2 separate regions of the Mus musculus genome follow, and region 2 is linked to region 1. The links are chromatin loops, found by intact Hi-C in ENCODE. Cell type or tissue: gastrocnemius. All regions are shown on one strand. Each heading gives the region's core, and the rest is flanking DNA. Links, peaks and the distances in the headings are about the cores only. Region 1 has its middle 63 kb from the start of Ugp2. Region 2 overlaps Vps54 (VPS54 GARP complex subunit).

The links. A loop is a pair of places that touch in the nucleus more often than their neighbours do. Peaks named below come from ENCODE experiments on the same cell type or tissue, not always from the same donor. Only the 100,000 strongest peaks of a DNase experiment are listed, where the experiment ranks them.
Region 2: a loop joins it to region 1, with 2.8 times the contacts of the local background. A loop is called at or near these places in 5 of 42 quality-filtered maps.

What each region holds. Positions count from the first base shown.
Region 1 is chr11:21,427,553-21,439,749 of GRCm38, forward strand. It overlaps the pseudogene Gm29812. Among named protein-coding and RNA genes, the nearest start is that of Ugp2, 63 kb to the left of the region's middle. In gastrocnemius, for the core only: a CTCF peak has its summit at 6,315; no DNase peak of the experiment used is centred there; H3K4me3 peaks cover 356 bases; H3K27ac peaks cover 4,938 bases.
Region 2 is chr11:21,306,249-21,318,445 of GRCm38, forward strand. Vps54 (VPS54 GARP complex subunit) reads left to right here. Exons shown (of 23, transcript NM_139061.5): 14 at 118-299; 15 at 661-773; 16 at 2,491-2,554; 17 at 4,829-4,934; 18 at 5,992-6,079; 19 at 6,603-6,724; 20 at 6,836-6,916; 21 at 8,671-8,778; 22 at 10,544-10,638. Among named protein-coding and RNA genes, the nearest start is that of Mir1933, 32 kb to the right of the region's middle. In gastrocnemius, for the core only: no CTCF peak of the experiment used is centred there; no DNase peak of the experiment used is centred there; H3K27ac peaks cover 3,152 bases.

The DNA.
Region 1 (12,197 bases), core at 2,189-10,188:
TTTTGAGTAACTGCCAAACTTGTTGCCTCCATTTCCTCTTCAAAGGGACAACCACAGCATTAATGAAATGAACTTATGTGAGCACAGGATCAGAGGTCCCTGCCCATGCAGAGACATTTCTCAAGAGTCAAAAGTCACATAGCTGTCAACAGAAAAAAATGTTTTCTCCAACTTTAGGACAGCCAGGATCAATGTCCATGAAATTCCAGGGGAGGAGACTTCACATCAAAGTCCACGTATGTTTGTCTTGCCTCTTTTTTTTTTCTTTTATTTATCCTCCTACCCTTTCTCCTCCCCCTCTTCCTCCTCCCTACCCCCTCCTTTTTTTCCTTAATCCTTTGGAGACAGAGTCTCATCTAGCCCAAGTTTGCTTTGAGCTATATAGCCCAGAATGACTCTGAACTCTGCTCTTCCTTCCTCTACCTTCCAAGTGCTTGAGTTACAAGTGTGTTCCACCCAGCCTGTTCCCTGGCTCCAGTGTGTTCCTTGTTTTCTTTATTTCCTTTCTTGCTTGCTTGCATACGTGTGCTACATGGATGCCTGGTGCCCATGGAGGCCAGAGTGGGTGTTGGATCCCCTGGGACTGGAGTTACTGTTGTGAACTGCCACGTGGATGCTGGGAACTGAACCTGGGTCCTCTGCAAGAACAAGTGCTTTTAAACATTGAGCCATCTCTCCAGCCCTGGTTATTTCCCTTAACCATTTGTAGCACAGAATTATTTATTGCCTTTGGCCACGTTGCTGTATAATTAATCTCAAACCCAGATAAGATAATTGCTTTAAGTGAGGAAATGAAGTCTGCTCAGTTTCTTTCTGGGGAGATCTGAAAAGAAATGTAAGGTGCCAGGAGTCAGGTCTGTTCTCAGTCTCATCTCTTCCTGTCATCCTAGAAATCTGCATGTTGAATGTTTGACTAACTTTGACAAATTCATGATTTAATTGCTATGTAGAAAAACATCTGTCTACTTTCCCAGAAACTATCACTCTGTTTCTGGGCAAACTGACATAAAGACTGCTCTAATTTAGCTATCATAGTAGCCTTTCAAGAATTCATGCAGAATGTCTGACTTTCTGTTCCCATTGACCTTGCCACTTAGGACATTCTCGTTGACCTGTGTGAGGCTTGACTGATATACAGCCCACACCCATTCTGCAGTGCCAGTAAGACTGTAGGAACAAATACAAAAACTTATAATTATCTACTTAATCAAGTCATGCTGGCTGGCCCTTGTGTGTCATTGAATTAGAACCATAGCGGAGTTAGAACAGAGTGAATCAGAGCCTATATCCTTTCCTTCTCCTGGAGGTTTTGTCCGGGTTAGTATAAGTCAAATGACGTGTCCAAATAACACACCCAGCAAATGAGCTCACCATCATAAGTCTTGCCATGTAACTCAGAATTACAAAACTATTGGAGTCCATGTGGCGTGGTTGCCATGGAGCAAGTCCTCAGGGAACCCTGAATAGCCTAGTCCAAGGAGTCACCCCTTGGCTGCTAATGCAGTGTCTAGAATAGTTTAGCCCTGATCCGTGACATTATGCTGCCCGAGTCACATGCTTTGGGAAAAGATGACTTCAGATTTAATTAGAAAGTTCAAAAGGGGACAAGGAGTCAGGGCAGCATGAAGCCAGGTACATGAACTCTTTGATCAGATGGTATAGGGCTATATTAGGCAGAACTAACTTTATAGGGGCGTATTTTTTTCCAGTTGGAAAAGTTCCCGAGGATGGAAGGGTCGTGAATTCTGGTGAAGAGAGTATTATATCTGCAGAAATGGAAAATGTTTCTGAAGTACAATTTTTTTTGAAAACTCAATTATATATAATTCGTTGTAGCACACAGTAGATCAAACACTAAGAAATATTTGATTCACAGAATAATTTGTATTTGGACTTTAGGTCTTTGTGAGAGTGTGTGTGTGTGTGTGTGTGTGTGTGTGTGTGTGTGTGTGTGTGAGACATGAATGCCTGTGTGCAGAAGCCAGAGAAGGATGATAGGTGTTCTATTCTGATTCTACTCTATTTCCCTGAGACATGGTCTCCGCTGAACCTGGAGCTTGACTAGAGGCCTTCAAGCTCTAAAGAGCATCTTGTCTTTGTCCTTCATAGCAGTGGAGTTACAGGTACACGCTGGCATGCCTACATTCTCTCTCTCTCTCTCTCTCTCTCTCTCTCTCTCTCTCTCTCTCTCTCTCTTTCTGTGCGTGTCTGTTTGTCTATCTTTTCTCTATCCATGTCTTTCTGTCTGTCTGTCTGTCTCTGTGTCTTCACCACACACATGAGTTCAGATGATTTGAATTTATGTCCTCATGCTTGGGAAGTGTTTTCTTACCCACTGTTTCCTTCTCCTGTCCCAAGACCATATGACTTCAACTCTCAATATCTCAGGATATAACTTTAAGATACCAGGCTAGTCAGACCCTTAAAATTTAATTGACACTTTTCAAGGACAGGAGAAATTAATCTTTACATGAGAGCCAGCATTTATTACTTAGTAATTTATCCTCTTGAGCTGCTGCAAAACATTTATGGAACTGCATCTGATCTGAATTAATAATTTGCAGCAATGTTTTTGGATGATGCCTGGAATCACTGCTCATATAAAGCAAACGAGGTTCCACATTGCATTAGAGATGTCAGGTGGTGTTCTTTCCCTGGGCACATGGGGCCCTTTGCTTGCCAAGGGAGAGGGTAAGTTCTTGGTAAACCTTCAAGGCTCATATGACTAAGGAGAGTTTATTTGGCTCCTTATAAGATTCCAAAATAGGAACCACAACATCACATCAGCTTTGTAAAGAATCCATAAATTATTCTTGTCTCTCCAACATGGGAAATAATTCCCATCAAATCACAAATCATACCTTTTGACCCCAGAAGCAGTTCCAGGGAAATCTGTGGAACTTCTTAGTATCACTCTCAAAAAATCAGGAATGTGTTTCAGATTCTACCAACAAATTTCTTCTGATTTGCCAGACACCTTAACTTAGCCCTTTAAAACTACTATAACCCATATGTACCCAACTTTTCAGTTTTTGCCAACACAAAACGTCCTTCAGTTTATACCAAAACCAGCCCATCATTCTCTGCTATCAGCCCTCCTTCAAGAGCAAATTGCCGCTCTTGCAGTGCTGCCAACTCTGTCTGAAGCTTTGCTGGCACAACCTGACTCTAAACCAGAGCACTCCCAGGCTTTCTTTCCCTTTGGACTTCTCAGCCTTTACATTTAGAGACTATTCAATCAAAGACACGTTTCTCCCCACTGATGCCCACTGTTCTGTTTCCCTGGACTTCCTTTTAGGAAGGTGAGCCGTTTTCCTTTGATCTAGAGGGAGCATCCTGATAATGAATATGCTTTAGGGTGGGGCTAGAATGCAGGCAGTCTGTTTCAGACCCATGGCTTCTTCACCGGGCATTCCTTACCAAGGTATGCTTGCTTCCTTCTCTAGACTACTGTTCTCTTTCCTGACAAAAACAGAAGCCTGACTCAGACTTCTCTACACTGCAAAGCACAGTGTTAAATGGGTCTTTAATCCAAAAGGAGAAGAAAAACAAACAAAACAAACAAATAACCCCCCTCTTCCATGGGCTGTATTTTCAGTTTATTGCCCACATGGGGTCTGTGCAATGGACATGCTTACTCTTTACATGGATAAAAGCCAGCTTCACCTCAATCATTCAGCCCAATAGGTCCCCATTGGTCCCCAAAAGCTCTGATCTTGTCCATCTATGGTGTCTTTGTGCATTTGTTTTTGCCTTTGCTTCTCTAGCTACAGGGTTACTGAATGTCTCAGGGCTCCCTATCAGTTGGCAAAGAGTTGTAATACTCCATATGGGTAGTGGAGAGTTGTTAGTAATTCATTCTTTATAAGCCATTAAATTGTTTTACAGAAATTACGGTAAGTTCGAGTAGTGGTTACGGGTAATTACGGGTTTAGTAACAATGAGAAGCCGCTACTATCCCATAAGTCTGACATGGGACTGGAACGAGTTTTACCAGGTTCTAACAATAATATTGACCTTTGGGAGTAGAATCCCCCAACACTGGGCACGGTGGCATCAGAGTGCTGGAGAATAAATATTCACTGCTCCCTCACCTCTGCTCTCCATAGCACCCCCATCTTCACCCACTCTGAACCAGTACTAAGGTAGAAAGCTGGAGTACTGACAGCAATCCTAAGAACATCTTCTGGAGTCAAAGCAGAGTGAAGGAGATAGTAAGTCAGTCTGGAGGAACAAAGGAAGATGCCTAGCAAAGTTGTAAAACCCAACACTTTTACTTTTTTTATTTTTGAAAGTTTCAATAATGTTCTAAGCTAATGTAAGGATTATACCAGTTGAGTCACCTCATTTTTGCCTCTTGGCTTTAGCTTTAACTATGCATTTGTCTCTTAAGCCACTAGCTTTTCTAAACTCAGGAACAACCCCCCCCCCCATAACTTTTGCTAATGTAATCGGCAGCCGTCCTTTTTCTTCAAAACACTTCTTACATATCTCTGTTCTTTCTGACTTTCTCTCAGAGAAGGGAATGGAACACCTTAATTCGACGATGGGGAAATGTTAATCCAATCATGAGAATTTAAGAGCAAGAACATTAAAATAAAGTTTCGGGAAGTAGTACTTACCGAGGAGTTGAAACCTGAAGCAGCTGTAAATTAGGTCATTAGGAATTAGCAGGACCAAAGTCCCGGTGGTTGCAATATGCTTTTGCTGGCTTCCAATTACTCCTATTAATGGGGAATGTTTTTGCACAGCACAAAAGCATCCATGACTAGGCATAAAACGTGTATGAATCTAACACCCAAATAGAATTCTAAGTGTGATACCACCAAAGCTCTGCATAGAGTGGGAGAGAGGATGAGGATGCTGGAGAGTGAGGCTGCCGAGTCTTCTATTCTGTCTCTGAATGGATAGATTAACATGGATGAAAATATAGACTGAGATACATAAAGCAAAGGTTAGCACTCTAAAGGTGGACATAAAACATTGTTTTGCAGTGTTGGGGTTCAAATGTAGGTCTCACATGTGATAGGCAAGCACCATTACTGAGTCCTGCCCCTATGGCTTGCAATGTCTCTTACAGTGTTTGACTGTCGCTTGCTTGCTTGCTTTGATGACTCACATATTTTGAAACTAGACAGAGGAAGAAAAGAATTTTTAAAAATTGCATTATGAAGTAAAAATCAGAAGATGAGCAGGGTGTGGTAAGCACAAGCCTTTTATCTCAACATCCAGGAGGAGGAGGGAGAGGAGAGTGGGGAGGAGAAAAGGGAGGAGGAGGGAGAGGAGGAGGGGGAAGGAGAGGAGGGCAGATTGAAGTTCAGGGCCAGCCTGGATTACACAGCAGGTCCATGGCAGAAAGAAAGATTTCTCAGAAGAAAAATATACACCAAGGAAACAATAAGATTCTTCATTCCATCTTGGATTTCTCATTCAGTTGCCTCCCTGTGAAGTTGTCTCACATAAACTTTCCGGTGTCTAAGCCTTTCCATTCCCACACCCTCCTTTGGTGCCCTCCACCTATATTAGTGTGCTGGTTCTAACACAAACTATCCCACACCAGGCTTATCCAAGAAACCAGAACTCTGTAGGCATAACATTACACCTCTCCTTAGAAGCCTTTGGAGGCTCCCTGGTGTTGTTTGTTTGTTTGTTTTTATTATCTACCCTTTTTACCTGGTTTTTGAGAACTTCTACCGTGTAATGCTTTTTAATTTCAACATAGGTGATTTCATCAAGACGTGTATTTTTATATAAAAAACATTGCAAACATTTCTGCAATCGAGTGCATCTTACAATAGACTCATGTCATCTTTTTTAGGTTCATCTTAGCTACAGGATCCCTCAGTTACAGAAACAGGACTTTTTGCCACCCAAAGGCTCACTCTTTCACAACTCCATTTTTTCCATCTATCTACTTCATTCTCCCTGCCTCCCCTTCCTAGCTTGGTCTGTGAAAACCCAGCCTATCTTTAAGGTGCAGCCCAGAGGGGCTGCTTCAAAGAAAGCTTCGCTCACCTGGCAGCTGAGCACCAGCCTCTGAGGACCCAGGGCTATTGTAACTCTGGCAGCTGGTGTCTTATACTTTCTTTCAGTTTAATACTTATGCATTTGTTTGGCCTGTTCTCTTAAGAGCCCTGAAGATTGCTTGAAGACTCTTAAGATTGCAACTGAAACTGTAGGATTCAATGAAAAACATGTTTGTTTCTTAATACAAACTGAAGATATTTTGAACAGGTTCTTTGCCTGCTTGCTTGCTTTAAATCTAAGCACTATTTCTGAGCTCAAGAAGAATCCTGCTCAGAGCTGCCACCTTAAGGTAGCCAGAGCCTCAGCAATGAGGCGATGTAAGGCAGTAGGAAGGAGGGAAGCTCTCCTGAAGCTCCTTTGGGAATGAGGGTGGGGGCCACAGGAGTGGCTGCTCTAGGGCAGGCAGCTTTCCCTGGGTTCTAGGAGTGGTTGTGGGAAAGGTCAAGAAAAGCATACTATTTAGATGGCCAGCCCTGTCTGCTAGACATGAATCACTGTGAAGTCTTGGGCTAGTGAGGCCAAACGAAGTAATAACTTCCCTTGGGAACTCCAGACTGGACTGGAAGTTGAAAACAGGTCTCCACAGGCGCTTATGAGGATGCACCAAATGTGACCCAGACTTGTCACAGCCTGGAAAAAGAGAGCCATGCACGAAAAGCATTGCATGTAGCAGCTTCTTCATCAGAGCTAATGTGGAACACCCTGCATAAGTCACATATACACAATTCTTTCCTGAAGTGGTGCATCCGAACCCCTCCCCGCCTTTTCTTCTTAGCAAAGTTGTACGTCCACTGAAAATAAAATCTACTCAAGTGTCCTCTTGCTATTGCCAGGCCATTCTGGGACTAAATTTAATGAGTTGTAAACCACACCCACGCCTTTTATCCCAGCACTTGGAAGGCAGAGGCAGGTAGATCTCAGTGAGCTTGAGGCTCAGCCTGGTCTACAGAGTGAGTTCCAGAACAACCCAGCCCAAGGTCTTTACACGGAGATAGGAGGAGGGGTGGAGAGAGGAATGATTTATAATTTGTTGCAGACAAATGACATTTTCTGTAAGGGCATTCAGGTACTCAACTTGACTTTCTATGCATACCATCTCTTTATAGACATTCTGGAGGGAGTAGATCTGAGAAGTTGGAGGTTCCTGCCTGAGTCAAGCACTCTATCATCTGCCTAGTACTCACTAATGGGTCTGAAGCTCATTTTCTTCTGAGGCAAAATGGTCCTCATCATAGATCTATCTGGACATGTCCTTTGAGAGCTGGTTACTCTCTTCACCTTTCACAACAGAAAGCCCTGCACAAAGGTCATATTGTTGATCTTATTTTACTCAAATAATTTTGTCTTAAAAAACATTGTCCTCATTAAATTAGCATAAATATTTATTATGGAAATTGTAGGAAGTATAGAAAAATATAAGGAAGTAACTATTGTAACTGCTTAGAGGTACTATTATTAACATTATAGTATGTTTATTTAGCCTTGCAATAATTTCTCTTTGTATAGCTGTACTGGCTAGTTTTGTGTCAACTTGACACAGCTGGAGTTATCACAGAAAAAGCTTCAGTTGAAGAAATGCCTCCATGAGATCCAACTGTAAGTCATTTTCTCAATTAGTGATCAAGGGGGAAAGGCCCCTTGTGGGTGGGACCATCTCTGGGCTTATAGTCTTGGTTCTATAGGAGAGCAGGCTGAGCAAGCCAGGAAAAGCAAGCCAGTAAAGAACATCCCTCCATGGCCTCTGCATCAGCTCCTGCTTCCTGACCTGCTTGAGTTCCAGTCCTGACTTCCTTTGGTGATGAACAGCAACATGGAAGTATAAGCCAAATAAACCCTTTCCTCCCCAACTTGCTTCTTGGTCATGATGTTTGTGCAGGAATAGAAACCCTGACTAAGACATATAGCTATATAATCTTTTAAATGTTTGTTATTGAATGGGAATTCAACTTTTCAAGCTATTTTATTTTAGTTGTTAATGTGTATGTGGTATGTGTGAGTACGTGAATGCATGTTTGCTTGTACAGGAACACATGTATATATAGATACACATCTGTGTGTCTCATGTTTAACCTGTTTTTAAAGTCTATTTGTCTTCCACAATAGTAAATGATTAACATTTGTTTTGATATGTAAGAGCCACAGAGTGAGCTCTGATGTTAGCTCATCTGCATTTGAATTTTGAGTGTCATTTGGCCCTTGGACATGTCCTTTGATTGAAATAATTACTTTACAGATTCCTCAATTGTAAAGTTGGGGCCACTAATAATTCCTATTTCATACAGTTGTGAGTTATCCAAGGGAGCAGTTGCCACGTGCTCACAGTAGTGCTTGGCTGAGAGGAAGGGCTTTGAAGGGTTAGCAACAGTTATGATTTTTTTTTAACATTCTTTTAAAGACTAGATAGAATTCCATTGTTTGGATGGAGCACAGTGCAGGCATTGTTGGATAGTTTTAAGAGATGTAAGATGCTTCTTTTTGGTGGATAAACACTAGTGAGACAAATATTCTTTTCCATTGTGTTTGTGTGTTGATTTTATTGTGCATATTTAACATATACAATGTGCTATAGAATAATATATACATATAATAAAATGGGTATTATAGTGAAAAGAATTTAGCATAGTCATTGCCCAACAGTTATTCATTCACCTTTCCCTACCCCATGTCAAGAGAGGCCATAATCACTTAGTAAGATCTCTGAATACAATACCCTGTTATTAATTACTGTTATTCTCCATCTTTCTCTTTGTTTGTCTTATAACTCCAGAGGCCTGTTTTGTATTCTGGACCCATGTCTCTTCACTTCTTTCCCCCCTCTCCACCCTGGTAGCCACCATCACTCTCTCCCTCTGTGTGGTTGTCATTTCGCTTTAGACTTCATATATAAATGAAATATGATATTTGTTTTCTTTCTTGGCTTATCTTATTTTGCATAATGTCCTCCAGGTTCTTCAATATTGTGGCAACTGGCAGAAACCTCTTCTTTTCTTGGCTGAGTAACATTCCATTGTATAAATTAATTACAGCTTCGTTTTGTCTTTTAACATTGACAGGCAGGTTGTTTCTGTTCCCCAGCTGTGGTAAGTAGACTGCAGTGAACATAGCGGTTGGGATAGACATCTGTGCTTCCCCACTGTGTGTCTGTCATGGCAGCATGCTGTGGAGGAAGACAGTGCTGGGAGGTGAGGGAGATGCGTTTTACTTTAGTGGTTTTGAGCTTCTCGTAGCCTGCAAAGCTGATAATCAGAAATTATTTATATTTTCTGGTACCATACAATCAAATATTCAGTGTTTCTTTCTAGGTTGTATCACTAGTAAGCCTATCTTCAGATTCCGGTCACAGAAATGTTCTTCACCAATATCTGCCATAGAGTGACCCACCCTGATGGCTTGGCCTGAGAGGAGCTTGAGTAGATTCTCTGAGTCCTGGAGTCACTGTATTTTCCAGACTGGTGCTGATGAAGGTAGAGAGGAGCAGAAGCCCTTGGGGTTCTGGGTCCTGTCTGTAGTTAAGAGAATGATTGTTTTACATTCTGGTATCCTTCCTATAAATGGAGAGACCTGGAAGATGATGTGGCTACATGGAAAACCTTAAGCAACAAACAGCTGTAGGATTTCATTTAGCAAGCTCGAATCTGCAGCTGGTGACTGAGACTGACCCTTCTGAGGATGACTGCAGTATTTGTCTGTGTTCTTGCTTTTATCTCTTTGAGCTGTTCTCTGTCTTTCATAAGTTGACTTGTTGTTTCGGGAAATATTTAAAAAGTCAACCCGCCATCTCTCCTGCCCCACTGGTCCGTGTTCCCAGTGGGCTACAACACTATGTCCTGGCGGGGCCCAGCTCGGTGTGTTCTCACGTGGAGCTACTACTCTCTTCCAGCTAGCTAATTCATCTCTCTTCTATGCAATGCTCCCTCCACCCCCACGATCAGCCATCTCAACACCTAGTTACCCAGTAGAAACATGACTCTTAAAGCTTAATTACCCAATCAGATTTATATAACAATAAGATAACAATTTACAAGATGCCCATACAATAATTTCATAGCCAATTGATAAAGATAAAGCTATAGCCTAATTATTCTAACTTTGTGAACATCTTAGCTACTTGTGGCTGTTTAAACCCACGTGGGCTCAGGATCATCTTAGTCTGCCTCCATGTTGGCTTCTCCCTGTCCCCCAAACTCCTAGCTCCGCTTCCCTTTTCCTGTCCAATCACAGGCCTTGCCACTGCCCTAATGTGATTGGACAGAGAAACTTTTGAATAGATTTTTACGTTTTATTGAAATCTTACATGAACAAGAAGTTGGAAATACAATCACATCCAAGAACAAATTGTCATGGCTTTGATGTTTAAGCCAAACAAATTTTGTAGGGCAGATTTCAAAAAGGTGTGGTTATAACAACTTACAAACACAGTTAACCTGCTTCTAGGAATGCAAAACATACAGTCATAGGTTATTTTCAATACAAGGAAACTTAAGTCTGCTTTAATTTCTTAAAACTACTAAGACAAAGCACTGGCTTGTAGTTTTATTTACAGCATACTTCATATTCCTATGTAACCTGTTCCAAATTAAAAAAAAAAAAAAACCAAAACCAAAACCAAAACAATAAAAAAAAAACAGAACTGTCCTTTGCAAAACCATGCTTTAACAGTTTGTTCTGAAGCTAAGATGAAGCTTGGAACGATAAAAGCATTGTAACCCCAGAATAAGGGAACTCTGCAAGCCCAATAATGCCCAAGAGCATTTAGAAAAGAAGAAAAATAAGAAGCCTTGAGTATATACACAATAGTGACTTCTTCAGATGAATATAAATGGCAGCAAACTGCTATTTAAAGATGAAACAGTTACGCCAATTTTGTTTGAAGAATGTAGATCTAGAGCCAATTGGATCTTGACAGAATCATTTTCAAACTCTCATTTATTTCCACTGTTGCCCATAAGCATCCTGATAAAATTCCTGATTGTCATTATTGTAACCATAGTTACCAAAATAGTCACCACCTTGCTGAAGCAGCTGCTGAATGATGGGCTGGGAACCCCAGTTCTTTTGGTTGTTGGTCTGACATTTGGAATCAGGCTGGTTGTACCCATCTGCCTTTCTCTGGCCTCCTGCATTGCCCCCTCGATTGCCCCTAGCTCCAGAGAACCACGGCCTCTCTTCTGTTGTGCAGGACCCCCTCTGCCACCCCTTGAGCCTCTTGGTGGTCTCAAAGGTGCCCCCCTCTGTGAATAACCAGTTCTACCTCTTGGAGGTGGTACTCCCCGCCCCCTTGGTGGTAGTGGAGCACCTCATCTCCCACTTCCTCCTCCTCCTCCTCTTCCTCTTACTACATAGCCATCATCAAAACCTTGTCTTCACATGGATGTCCCCACCCCCAACCCCACCTGACCTCTAAACTTGCTGGAGTCTCCAATCTCTGAGGGTTAGGTGCATCATCTCTGAATGAACACAGACACAGAAGTCCTCTCTGTATGTGTCTTGGGGGCCTCATATTAGCTGGTGTATGCTGTCTGTTTGGTAGTCTAGTGTTTGAGAGATCTCCGGGGTCCAGATTAATTGAGATTTCTGGTCCTCCTACAAGATCACCCTTCTCAGCTTCTTTCAGCCTTCCCTAATTTAACAACAGGGGTCAGCTGCTTCTGTCCATTGGTTGGGTGCAAATATCTGCATCTGACTCTTTCAGCTGCTTGTTGGATCTTCTAGGTCCCTTTTTGTGAATGCTCCATAGCCTCAGTAATAGTGTCAGGCCTTGGGACCTCCCCTTGAGCTGAATCCCACTTTGGGCCTGTCACTGGACCTTCTTTTCCTCAGGTTCCTCTCCATTTCCATCTTGTAATTCTTTCAGACAGGAACAAATATGGGTCAGAGTTGTGACTGTGGGATGACCCTCCTCTCCCTCATTTGATGACTTGACTTCCTGCTTGAGGTGGGCTCTATAAGTTCCCTCTCCCTACTGTCTGGCATTTCATCTAAGGTCCCCCCCCCCTTTTAGTCCCGAGAGTCTCTCACCTCCTAGGACTCTGGTGCATTCGGGAGAGTCCCCCCAACCTCCTATCTCCTGAGGTTGCCTGTTTCCTTCTTTTTGCTTTTCCCTCACCCAATACCAGATCAGGTTCCTTTCTCCGTGACACTTCTGCAGCACCCCCCATCCACTTTCCCTC
Region 2 (12,197 bases), core at 2,612-10,611, 120 kb before region 1:
AACATACTAGGAAAATAAAAATAACAGTAGCAGTTACTAAGCTCCGTCAGTTTTATAGCTCATGCATCTTTTGTGTAATACTAACTTTTGTCATGATGCGGTGTTTTTAAAACTTAGGACGGTTTTCTTGAAAAATTGAATTCCACGGAATTCATAGCACTCTCGAGATTAATGGAGACATTCATAGTGGACACTGAACAGATCTGTGGGAGGAAGAGCACGTCACTGCTTGGGGCCCTTCAGAGCCAAGCAAATAAGTTTGTGAACAGGTTTCATGAAGAGAGGCGGACCAAGCTCAGGTAGCGCCGGGTACCTTCTCTGCTTTCCTTTTCTTTACAGAACAGCTGTGGTTAAAGGGTAAACGTAGTTGATCACAGGCCAAATTCCTCCGAATGGGGGAGTAAGATCAAATTTCTTAGATTCCGATGGAATTAGACTTTTTATCTTTGTTGAAGTCTTTTATCAGTTGATCCTCACTGAATGTCTCTTTCTCAGGGTTGACTAAATTGGTTTTCTTAGCTGATTTTGGCTAGGCTAAGAGACAAACACCTGTTTGTTCTGTTAGTGGGTGGGTCCAGTTTATTCTGTTCCTTCTAGCTAACGACTGATCCTGAGATGTGCCTGTTAAAGTTCACCATTTTTTCCTTTCCTTTTGAACAGCCTCCTCTTAGACAACGAGCGTTGGAAGCAGGCTGATGTTCCTGCAGAATTTCAGGATCTTGTTGATTCTATAGCGGATGGAAAGATTGCTTTACCTGAAAAAAAGCCAGTGGGTATGTGTAGTTTGTCACACATGGTTCCTCCCACTGTATATTGATGACGATGAGGGCATACCTCTGTCCCACAGCCTACAGTCTACATTCTACATTATGCAAACAAAATAGGTTTTCGATTAAAGTTATAGAGTGATTGCTTTAACCTCGTGCTTCAACCTTGTGCTTTTTCCTGCTTTGCTGTGTGCTGCCAGAACCCCGTAAGGGTGCCATGCCCCATCCACATCTCACTGACTCACTAGAGACTGATGTGGGCACCAGGAAGTGAAGGCTACTTGACATGTAATAATGAGTGATTGCTTGCCGGCAGGCATTGATATTCTAAGCCATTTATAGATGTTATGTCATTGATGGTCCTCACACTAAGCTTTTAACAAACACAGGTGCTTGAGCCCTACACAGTTATGTAAGTAGTTGCAGAACAAGGACTTCAGATTCAGGCAGACTGACATCAGGATCTTTTTCTTATCTGCTGTGCCTCACCCTATCTGTGCACAATAGAGAGTTAATTAAGAGTGCTTCCTGTCACTCTGATAATAGCTGACGCATGTGAGGATATGCCAGTGCCTGACAAACATAGAAGTGGATGTTCACAGTCATCTATTGGATGGAACACAGGGCCCTCAATAGAGGAGCTAGAGAAAGTACCCAAGGAGCTGAAGGGGTCTGCAACCCAATAGGTGGAACAACAATATGAACTAACCAGTACTCCCCCGGAGCTCATGTCTCTAGCTGCATGTGTAACAGAAAATGGCCTAGTCGTCCATCATTGGGAAGAGAGACCCCTTGGTATTGCAAACTTTATATGCCCCAACAGGGGAATGCCAGGGCCAAGAAGTGGGAGTGGGTGGGTAGGGGAGCAGGGCGTGGGGAGGGTACAGGGAACTTTTGGGATAGCATTTGAAATGTAAATAAAGAAAATATCTAAGGGAAAAAAAAAGAAAGAAGAATGCTTCCTGTCACAAAACAAATAGACATCCAATTTGAATTATGATTAGAATTTAACTTTCTTTGCATGAAAGAAAAGAGGGAACACATACTTGGACTGATCAGAAACTGACATGACTTTGGTAAGCTAATTAATTTGGCTGCTCCAGGACTGTGATCTAAGTTATTTTATATGCTGAATTTTGTTTCCTAGTGATAAGAGATATCTCATGCTGGAAATTAATTACTGTATTGAAATCTTAGTTCTTCGCTAATTCTTTTTTCTTTTTTAACATTTATTTTTTAATGTATTTTGTTTAATTTTTGAGTGTTCTGCCTCTGTGTACACATGCGTGCCAGCAGAGGGCATCAGATCCCTTTCCAGGTGGCCGTGAGCCACCAACCATGTGGTCACTGAGAATTGAACTCAGGACCTCTGGAAAGTAACCAGTGTTAACTGCTGAGCCGTCTCTCTAGCCCATCTAAATTAATTCTAACTTGAAAAACATTATTTACTAATTTACACAGGCTATCATTCAACTACTGAGAGACAGATCATTTTAATTGCGAATAACTTATATTCATACAGCCCGTACTTGCAGTAGTGGGACTCAGATCTACATCTAACTTCTTTCACAGTGCCATACAACTTTCCAAGGCACAGTAGATACTTGTTTCAAAAATGAGCTAGTTCTGGGGTCTAAGCAGGAACTACCCTTTTAATTTTTTTCTCTAGTGATTTTTTTTTTTCATCTTGTTCCCTATCTTTCTTGTTTGCTTTGTTTGCTAGTTACAGAAGAAAGGAAGCCAGCTGATGTTCTTGTTGTTGAGGGACACCAGTATGCAGTTGTCGGGTGAGTAGCGCATTTCTCTGTGAAGCTCATCTTCTAGTTCTCCCTTGGAGTGAATTGCTAAGCTTGGAATAACAATGGTAAAAGCTGTAAAGTATTTAGGGAAATGTTACAATTTTTCTTTTAGTTTATATTACTTTGTAATATGGTTTATCCATCAGAGACTCCACTAGCTTCACAGAAAGGAAGGCCCTGGTTTTCCCGTGTAATAGGAAATATGTGAAGCAGCCCAAGGCCCATGTAATAACTGCTTGGTACCATTATTACCACCCCAGTCTCTTGCTGCTTTTTTTCTCTACAACTTTCTCAGTGTATAGGATAGCACAGTAGTTTTACTTGTGGACAGTAGAACTCAAAATGTGGTAATCAGTTATATTTATAAAATTATTGCTGTTCTGTGTATGATTTAGCATAGTTCACCATTATCATTGGACCCAATAGATCTTTTTCTCTTTTTTGAATAAATACATCTCTAATTCAAGTTACCTGGAAACATACCATCATCTGTACTGCATCTTTTATGACATTTTAAGTACTTCATTCTCTTTAAAGCATTGAATAGCTTAAACATTGCTTTTGCTTCTTTTCACTGTTTCTGAAATAGCTGCCCCCCACCCCAAAGGAAAGTAGTATCTTGTCAAGATAGTGTAGTAGGGTACAAGTGCCTCTTTCTGTATATGTTTTCCTGGTAGAACTCTTGAGTTCTGCAGAGGTGAGGGGGTTACTGGCTGCCGTGTTTTCAGCTTTCAGACGCTGGAAGCTTCTGCCTAGTCACTTTGAAGTTACTAGAGCGTGTATATTTAACAGCAGCACTCCTTTTCATTCTCCGGAATCTTTGCTTCTCTGGGGAAGACAAAGCTGTTGAACCCCTGTAATCTCACACCTCTAATTGAAGTGCCGTTTCTGTCTTTATTGATTTGTTATTCAGCTACATTTTGTGCACTTGATAAAAATGGTTCCCCTTGGAAGCTAGCTTTCCTGGTTCTTTAAGAAAAGAGACTGTCGCCAAAAAAGACTATTCCTGGCTAAAGGGGAATTAGTGCTTCTTCTAAGGGAAGAGTTTAAATGCTATGCAGTGGATTCATTAAAGGAGATGCCTGTCATTCAGAGTAGATGCTGAACTAGACATGGCACCTATGTTGACCTCCAAGATGAGTTTAAAAGGCCCAATGCTTCTCTTGAATTTTAGTTTTTAATATCCTACTGATTTTTAGAAAACATTTAACATGGCTTTCTCATTTCTGAACAGCTGAGTTAATTTAAGTATTTTATATTAATTCATTCTTTCCTCCCCTTAACTGAAGTTGTACATAACCTGCAATAAATGATGTGTCTTCTCTATTTGTGACCTGTCCTGCTATTAAACTCATAATTGATCATTTTTGGAGAACCTTTTGTGACCACTCTATAAATTCCTAGGATGTTATGGTCTCCTTAAAACATTATAGATTTGTATCAAAAGATGGCCTAGTCGGACATCACTGGAAAGAGAGGCCCATTGGACACGCAAACTTTATATGCCCCAGTACAGGGGAACGCCAGGGCCAAAAAGGGGGAGTGGGTGGGTAGGGGAGTGGGGGTGGGTGGGTATGGGGGACTTTTGGTATAGCATTGGAAATGTAAATGAGCTAAATACCTAATAAAAAATGGAAAAAAAACATTATAGATTCTTTTTCATCTTATTAAGAAAATCTAGGTTAAGCTCCTTTCATTAATTTAAGAGCCATAATTGTAGACTAAAGTTTACATGAGCAACCAGACCCCCTGGCTAGTCTTTTTCTCATTGTTTCTGATTTGTCCCCAAATTGGAGTACTTGCTGTATAGTAGAGACTTGCTTAAAATTGCCATGCTGAGGGAATGACAAGATTTCTCATCAGTAAAAAAAAAATGCTTTTTTTTCTTGCAGAGAACCCAAGTTTGGTTCCCAGCCACCCCTGGTGGTCAGCAACTATTTTTAACTCCAGTTAAACTCCAGGGGATCCAAAACTGTCTTCTTGCCTCCCTGGGCACTGCACACATACGGTGCACAGATCTATACACACACACTAAAACCACCTATACATATATAATAAAAATAAATAAATCTTAAAAAACAACAACAGAATGCCATACAGAGAATGGTGTTTCTACAGCACAGAGTTTGAGAACAAATTCATTATCAGTCTCTTAGATGACTCTGGAATTATACAACTACCAAGATTAGTGTGTTTCCATAGATGTTTTTAACTGGTTGTTTGACTCTTGGTGAGTGTCTGAGGGTTACCCTTTTCTCCTAGAACCGTCTTGCTGTTAATAAGAATCATTCTTGAATATTGCCAGTGTGTGGATAACATCCCCTCCGTCACTACTGACATGCTCACTCGCCTGACAGATCTGCTGAAGGTGAGGACAGCTTTACCTGTTTATCTGAAAAACAGCCGGAGTATAACTAATTCTTAACTTGGGAGACACTTACCACGATATTTCTAGGGTAGGGGTTTTGTGATACTGATCATGCGCTGTCCACTCCACATTCAGTGTGTGCATAGGTGTGAGGTGCACACATGCTCGTTTGTACTCATGTGTGCTCACATGGCCTAACATCCTTAGAGCTGCGAATAGCCCTGGAGACAGGTGCTGAGCATGACGTCACTCAGGTCAGAGCAGGGATGCTGCTTTCACATGCATGCTTGGGATGTCCAGAGACTTTATCTGCTATGATGTCACTTTTCCAGAACCATTAATGGGAAGTGAAATGGTGATAATTTCAGCTATTTTGTAATAATGTCTTTATGTGCTACGATAGTAAACTACCTTACCTACCCCTTGTGAATTAAGATGTATTTTTCTCACATAATCTGATGATTAGCGTTTCCCCTCCCTCTCCTCTTCCCAGTTCCGTCCCACCTCTCTTCCCATCCTATCCATTCCCTTTCTGATAACAGCAAAAATGTACAAATTAGATGTAATGAGATAGAACAGAAATCACCACATTGAAGTTGGACAAAGCCAACCAACAGAGGGAAAGGACCCCAAGAGGTCACAGAATCAGCGCCCGCTCATTCACACTCTCCCACCAGAAGTCAGTATGGAGCATACCTGCTGTCTCCCTTTTAATTGATGCATAAGTAGGTTCTAATTGTTTTTTTTTTTAACCAGAAAATTCATAATACCAGGCCATTATAATGAGTCAGTCCTCTAATCTCAGCACTTTGGAGGCTGAGGCAGGAGAATTACTAGCCTGTATTATATAGTAAGCTTAGGCCAGCATGCACCGTGGAGTGATATCTGTTTCAAAGAAAAAACAATCCAGCTAAAACATAAATTCAAGTTTTGTAATGAGAAGGTGAGAAGAGGAGGGGTGTCTTTGTGACTGTGAGCAGTTAACACTTCAATGAACTGTTCAAAGTGATTATTTTCCTTATTTTATTAATTAATTTATTTATTTATTTTTTGTTAGTACTTCAATTCAAGAAGTTGCCAGTTAGTTCTTGGAGCTGGTGCTTTGCAAGTTGTTGGACTAAAAACAATTACTACAAAAAACTTGGGTATGAATTCTTCCATTTACTCCCCATACTGAGGTGCTAGAATGATGTCATTTTTGTATCGTTCTTATGGCTGATGTTTGTTGGCTCAGAGAAGAGCCTGTAAAGTGGCAGGTGCTGTAGTGAATGTTTATGGGATGTAGTGTGTGTGGGTGTGTGGGTGTGTGGGTGCGTGTGCATGCACATGTGTGTTCTAGAGAGTTACCCATTGTATGTATGGAAGTTGTATGGAAGATGTGTCACTTTCTAAAATATAATTTGTGAAGTCTTATGGGAAAATGCACATTAAAAAGTAGGAGCAGCTGTGTCAGTGGCCTCTTGGCTGCTAACAGGTCCAGTGAGAAAGCAGTGTGCTCGTTACCTAATTATTTTCTTACACAAAATGAAATATATTTTCTGCCATGGTGCTTTTCATTTGTGAAATAAACTGGTTTTGTATATAATTAGTACAAATGTACTTACTTAATTTGATGACATTAAGTCCACTGATATCTTTGTTTCTGCGTTCATATCTACTCAACGTCAGCCCTCTCTTCACGGTGTCTGCAGTTGATTGTGCACTACATTCCCGTGATCCGGGCTCACTTTGAAGCCCGACTGCCCCCCAAGCAATGGAGCATGCTTAGACATTTTGATCACATCACAAAGGTACCTCCACCCATTCTCTCCTGGAATTTCACAGATGCATTCTGTAATTGTTAAGTTTTTTGGAAATAAGACTTACAGAACTTTAAAATGCAGTATTATTTCTAATTACAGGATTACCATGATCATATAGCTGAAATTTCAGCTAAGCTTGTAGCGATAATGGATAGCCTATTTGATAAGCTGTTATCAAAGGTAATGATATTTATAAATGCTAAAGCTTTGCATAAGTTTAAGGCATTGTGGCTTTTACTCTATAGATAACTCTAGATACATAGGACATATGTAGGTGTGTATATGACATGCTCATGCGCGTGTGCATTTGGTGTGCCTTTTGTTTTTTTGCCATGTATTTGATGTTATTAGTAAATACTGGCTGCCAATATTCTGCTGTTGTTAATAGTAACAAAGGTGACAGCTACAGTTTACTAATGCACCAGGCTACACACACAAGAATAGGTGACATACTGGAATATTCTCTATTGCTAGAAATTGGTTTAAGTTAGGTTTATTCACATATAATTTATATTCACTAAAATTCATCCTTTACAATGTATAATTTGGTGATTTAAAACTTAAAAGTAAATGAAATGTCTATACTCAAAATATAAAAAATAAATACTGATAATCCTTTTCTTTGGGAACTTTTAGCTTAGTTTTGCTTTCCCCAGAAGGTCCTGCATATGGAGCCGCAGCCTATTATACCAGGCTCCTTTTGTTCAACATAATGCTTTTGGAATTGATGGATGCAACCTAATTCTTAGTTTGCTAATAAAAACAAGTTTCAGAAAAGGGGCAGTTGTGGGGTTCATGCTGAATCCTTGCTTGTTGACAACTGGAGAAGAGGGTGATGGTCAAGAGGGGAGAAGGCACAGTGCTGTAGAGGGTGTGCAGTGATGTCAGAGGCCACAAGGGAGCCAGGGATGGTGCTGTTTGCATGGTAGTATGTTTCTAGTGATCCTTTTTCCTCCAAAGAAATGTAAGAAGAATGTTAAGAGTAAGAGAAGCTCTCTGGGGTGGTGGCCAGTTTTACGAGTTGTGAATTGACGCTGTATAAGATTGAGCTGACTGAAGGATGGACAGTGAAGGTGAAGCAGGCCAGAATGTCACCATCAGGGGATGCAGAGCTAGTCATACAGGAGACGGATTACCCATTCTAGGGCTGCCAAAGCAAATGACTGTGCATGGGCTGACTTAAAAGAGTCATCCTCTGTGCAGGCAGCAGTGAGGCCAGGGTCTCTGAAGGCTCCTTGCCTTGGGACCTGTCGTCCTCTGCCTCAACTTCTACAATTAGGATAGTTTAAAACCACATCAGAACTCCAGACACAGTAATAGTTTTCTGTGAGGAGGCAGGGAGCTTAGTGTTCTTGCCAGTGTTATGAAATGGTGCAGCTGCTCCTGCTCAGATAACATGGAGTTCACGTGACCCACTGACTTCTTCCAGACACGCCCAAGAGAGCAAAAGTGATACCCACACCAAACCCTTACCCAGACGCTCATCATAGCACAGTTCCCAGCAGCGCAGACTTCCATCAGCTGACAGTGGTGAAGGAAACATACTCATAGTGTAACACACTGTATCAGCCAGAAAAGGGAGGAAGTACAGCTGGGTGTCATGGCAAGGAGGGGTCAGGAAAGCATCACCTGGTAGAAGCCACCCACAGAAGTCACAGATTTACGATGCTGTTTATATGAAATAGATAGGAAGTAAGGAGCTTCAGTTTAAACCCAAACAGTTTGAGGTTGCAAGCAGTCTGTGGTCTTAGCTACTGAGCTGTTTTAGTTCCCATAAAGTAGATGAAGATATTGAACAAGAGTTTCTCAAGACTTGTATGAGTAGTCCAAGCCTTAGCTGAAGACTATACCAATTAGATGTACTGAGGCACAGAAGACACAGCTCAGAGATTGTCCAGAAGACTAAGCACACCCTCTCTTTATCCCCTTGCCAGTATGAGGTGAAAGCTCCTGTTCCTTCCCCGTGTTTCAGGAATATTTGTAAGCAAATGACAAAAATGCATGAAGCTATATTTGATCTTCTTCCCGAAGAACAAACACAGGTGAGTGGTAACTCTGAAAGCCACCTTTCTGATTTTAACATTTTGTACCCATTCAGTACGGGAGTTTGTACATGCTTTTGATCGAGTTAAGGTTAGCTCATGTTCTAAAATGATGGCTTTAGTTTTTTTAGGTTGATAATTTATCAGTGAGGCATGGATAACATGTTTTCATTTCAAACAATCTCTTGTTCTGTTAGGTGAGAACTTTAACACCACCACCACATTCTAAGACATAGATCTAGTAACCCATTGCTGGAGGTCCCTACTGCTACTTACTTCACTCTTCCCATTGTTCATGTGAAAGTCAGAGTTGGCATTTATCAATGAATTGCATAATGTTGTAGTACAGATCAGGTGTGGAAGAAATTAGTGGTAGAGTGAATAAAATTAGCACTTACATAAGGAAATCACTAACACTTACTAGGTGAATATGAATGATCTGTGGTAAAAAGGCTGGAGACACCTCACCTGATAAGGGATAGGGCAGGAATTAGAGGTGTATCCGCTTCTTCCTGGGACCTCTATGCCACTGTGCCCTTGCTTCTCTGCCGTGAAACCTCAAAACAATTACCTTAAAATAGGTGCTCTCATTAAAGCCAGTTGTAGAAGATACAGTGTTAGAATATAAAGCTAGCGTATAACAGTGGGCTTAACTTCCATGAGGGTTTTTGCTATCCAGAACTGTTTCTATGGTTTGTGTATACATAGAGGTGGTATGGAGGAGGTGGCATCCTTAGTGACCATGTTCTTGCATTTCCTGTTGTGCTCTTTGAACATCCATTCTTCATGCACTTCTAGGTTTTCTGTAATCACAGTAACCTAGCATCATCTAATCCCCTGGGAGGATACCAGGAGCAGGCCATTGGAACAGCTCATCCAGGTCTCCCTGGTGGTCCAGTGAGTTTATTAGGGTTACTTTTTTTTTTTTTTTTTTTTTTTTCCGTCCTATTAGGGTTACTTACAGGGGCATAGGTGACTCAAAAGCAGTTGTATTCCTGGAGCTTTGAAGCCTGCAAGGAGTTCCAGAAATCTGTGAGCAGTTGTTACTGCCTCTGTACCTGTAGAGAGGGGTCTTGTGAGACGTAACTCCGAGCCTCCTGAGCCTTGGGTCCAAGCCTTTCTCCTCCCTTTAGGAGGGTTGTTTAAGTTCTGAGGAGATGGCTACATGCTTTCTCAGCCAACAAGTAAGGTTCCCTCATCTCTGGCTTTTTGACCTGATTTACCCAAGATCCACATCAGGGATCTCATCTGCTGAGATTGGCCCGGAGTTACAGACAGGCTTGCATGCTCTTATTACCATTTGAACACCAGTAACTGCCTAGCCTTCCCACAGGTGCATACATGTTCCCTTGGAAAGTAGATATATGAAATTATTTCCATGGTTTTTTAATCATAGAATTTTAGGTTGTCTATTAAAAGTGTAAAAGTAGCTTTGCCTCTATCATATCTTGTTTCCCTACCCCTTCTTTCCACTACTGTGTCTTATTTTAACCTAGTTCTGACTCTATGTATCCCTCTAGAAATTCTTCCAATATATACAAAGGGAATTTTATGGCTGAAAGAAATACTGCTGACCAGGGAAAAGAGCTTTTGTCCAACTGTAGAGAAAAACCATAGAGCTATTAAAGACAGCTCAGTACTTGAGAGGAACCATCATAAAAGTAGATGGCAAAACAAAGATTTGAAAGAATGTTTCTCTGTATATTGGTAACGGATACTTACAGCTTCTATTTCAGGAAAACTTTAACTTACTCTTCTTTTTCAGATGTTATTTTTAAGAATTAATGCAAGTTACAAACTCCACTTGAAAAAACAGTTATCACACTTAAATGTAATAAATGACGGAGGACCTCAAAATGGGTATGAATGATTCTTGATATTTTCCTAATGTTCTCACTGTATGCTCCATAACTCAGTTGCTTGATTTCTTGTTATTCTTCATGTTGTTTTTTTTTTTTTCTGCTGTTATCATACATAGTACCTTCCTACTATTTCTGTGTGCTAGTAAGGTTTGTCAGTGCTTAGCTGCTGTGTCATGACAGAACTCAAAGCTCCACTCTGGGGTCCCTGGACTGAAGAAATGGCCTCATTTATAAAATTGATTCTGAAAAATAATCTACTGTTGAAATAGTATTGTTATTTAAAAACCGTAGGAATCCTGTTTCATTAAGTTTGGTTAAGTTCTAGCTTGGCACTTATAGCTTTTATCTAATCTTAAACAATCCACTTTCTTTATCTGTGCTGGAATTTTCTTAAGATTGTGTGTGTGTGTGTGTGTGTGTGTGTGTGGTTGAGGGACTGTTTGAGTTTTAAACAGGGACTGGCTCTTGCGGGTCTCTCTCTCTCCCCTCTCCCCCCCCCCCCCAAGAGATCCTCCTACCTCTGCTTCCAAGTGCTAGGACTAAAGGTGTGTGATAAAGATGTTTTCAAAACAAAAAGAAACCCCAACAAAACCATTTTTCATAGAAAATTGAAGACAAGATGCCAAGGCTGGTTGTTGTTGAGTGGTAGAGCACTTACCTTGCATCTGTGGGGCCCAGGCTTCAGTCTCTAGTATTGTTAAAGTGTGTGTGTCACAAAAAGTAAAAAGTACCAATCACTTGCTAAACTTCAGTATGATTTCCTTGGTGTGGCACATACTCATTTAAAAAAACAAACAAAAAAACATGGGTCTGGCTGTTTTGCCTGAATATCTGCTTATGCATCATGCATATGCCTAGTGTCCTTGGACGTCAGAGAGAAGGGGGAAGAAGAGTTGGAGCCCCTAGTTGTGAGCTGCTAGGTGGGTGTTAGGAACTAACCCGGGTACTCGGCAAGAACAAGTACTCAAAACTGCTGAGCCATCTCTCTAATGCCTGAAAACCACCTATGAGTAACATAAAATATTGATTATAGGTGGTCTGTTGTCAAAGCTAAACTAAAAGCAAGAGAAGTATATCACTTTTTTAGAAACCAGAGGTGCCTAATGTCTTGATTCAGAGCCGATTTCGAAGCAGTAATGAAAGGATCAGAATAAGGTCCATTTTGGTATTCTGTAGGAAGAAAACAGTTTGGCTTCCCACTGATCCTTGTAATTAAACTCATCCATCCAACCAAATAGAACAGTTCAAAGCTTAAGACATTTGCTTAGTCAAACTGGGCCTTGATTTACCTTATTTAAAGTTAATGTAGTATTTCCAAGAGTGACTAGAAAACTGGATATTCTAAATGAAATCATGTTGCTAGCTAAATATTATTTATGATCCATTCTCTTGTTGTGAAATTGGCTGGTCAGGCATTATATAGATCAAGAAATTATGACCTTTAGGTTAGGTCATTTTCTTTCAAATTTAGATTGTGAATAGATTAGAGACATTGTTTACTTAGCAGTTCATTTAAATCACCGATTAAAATTCAAGGCTGTAATGGATAAGACACTT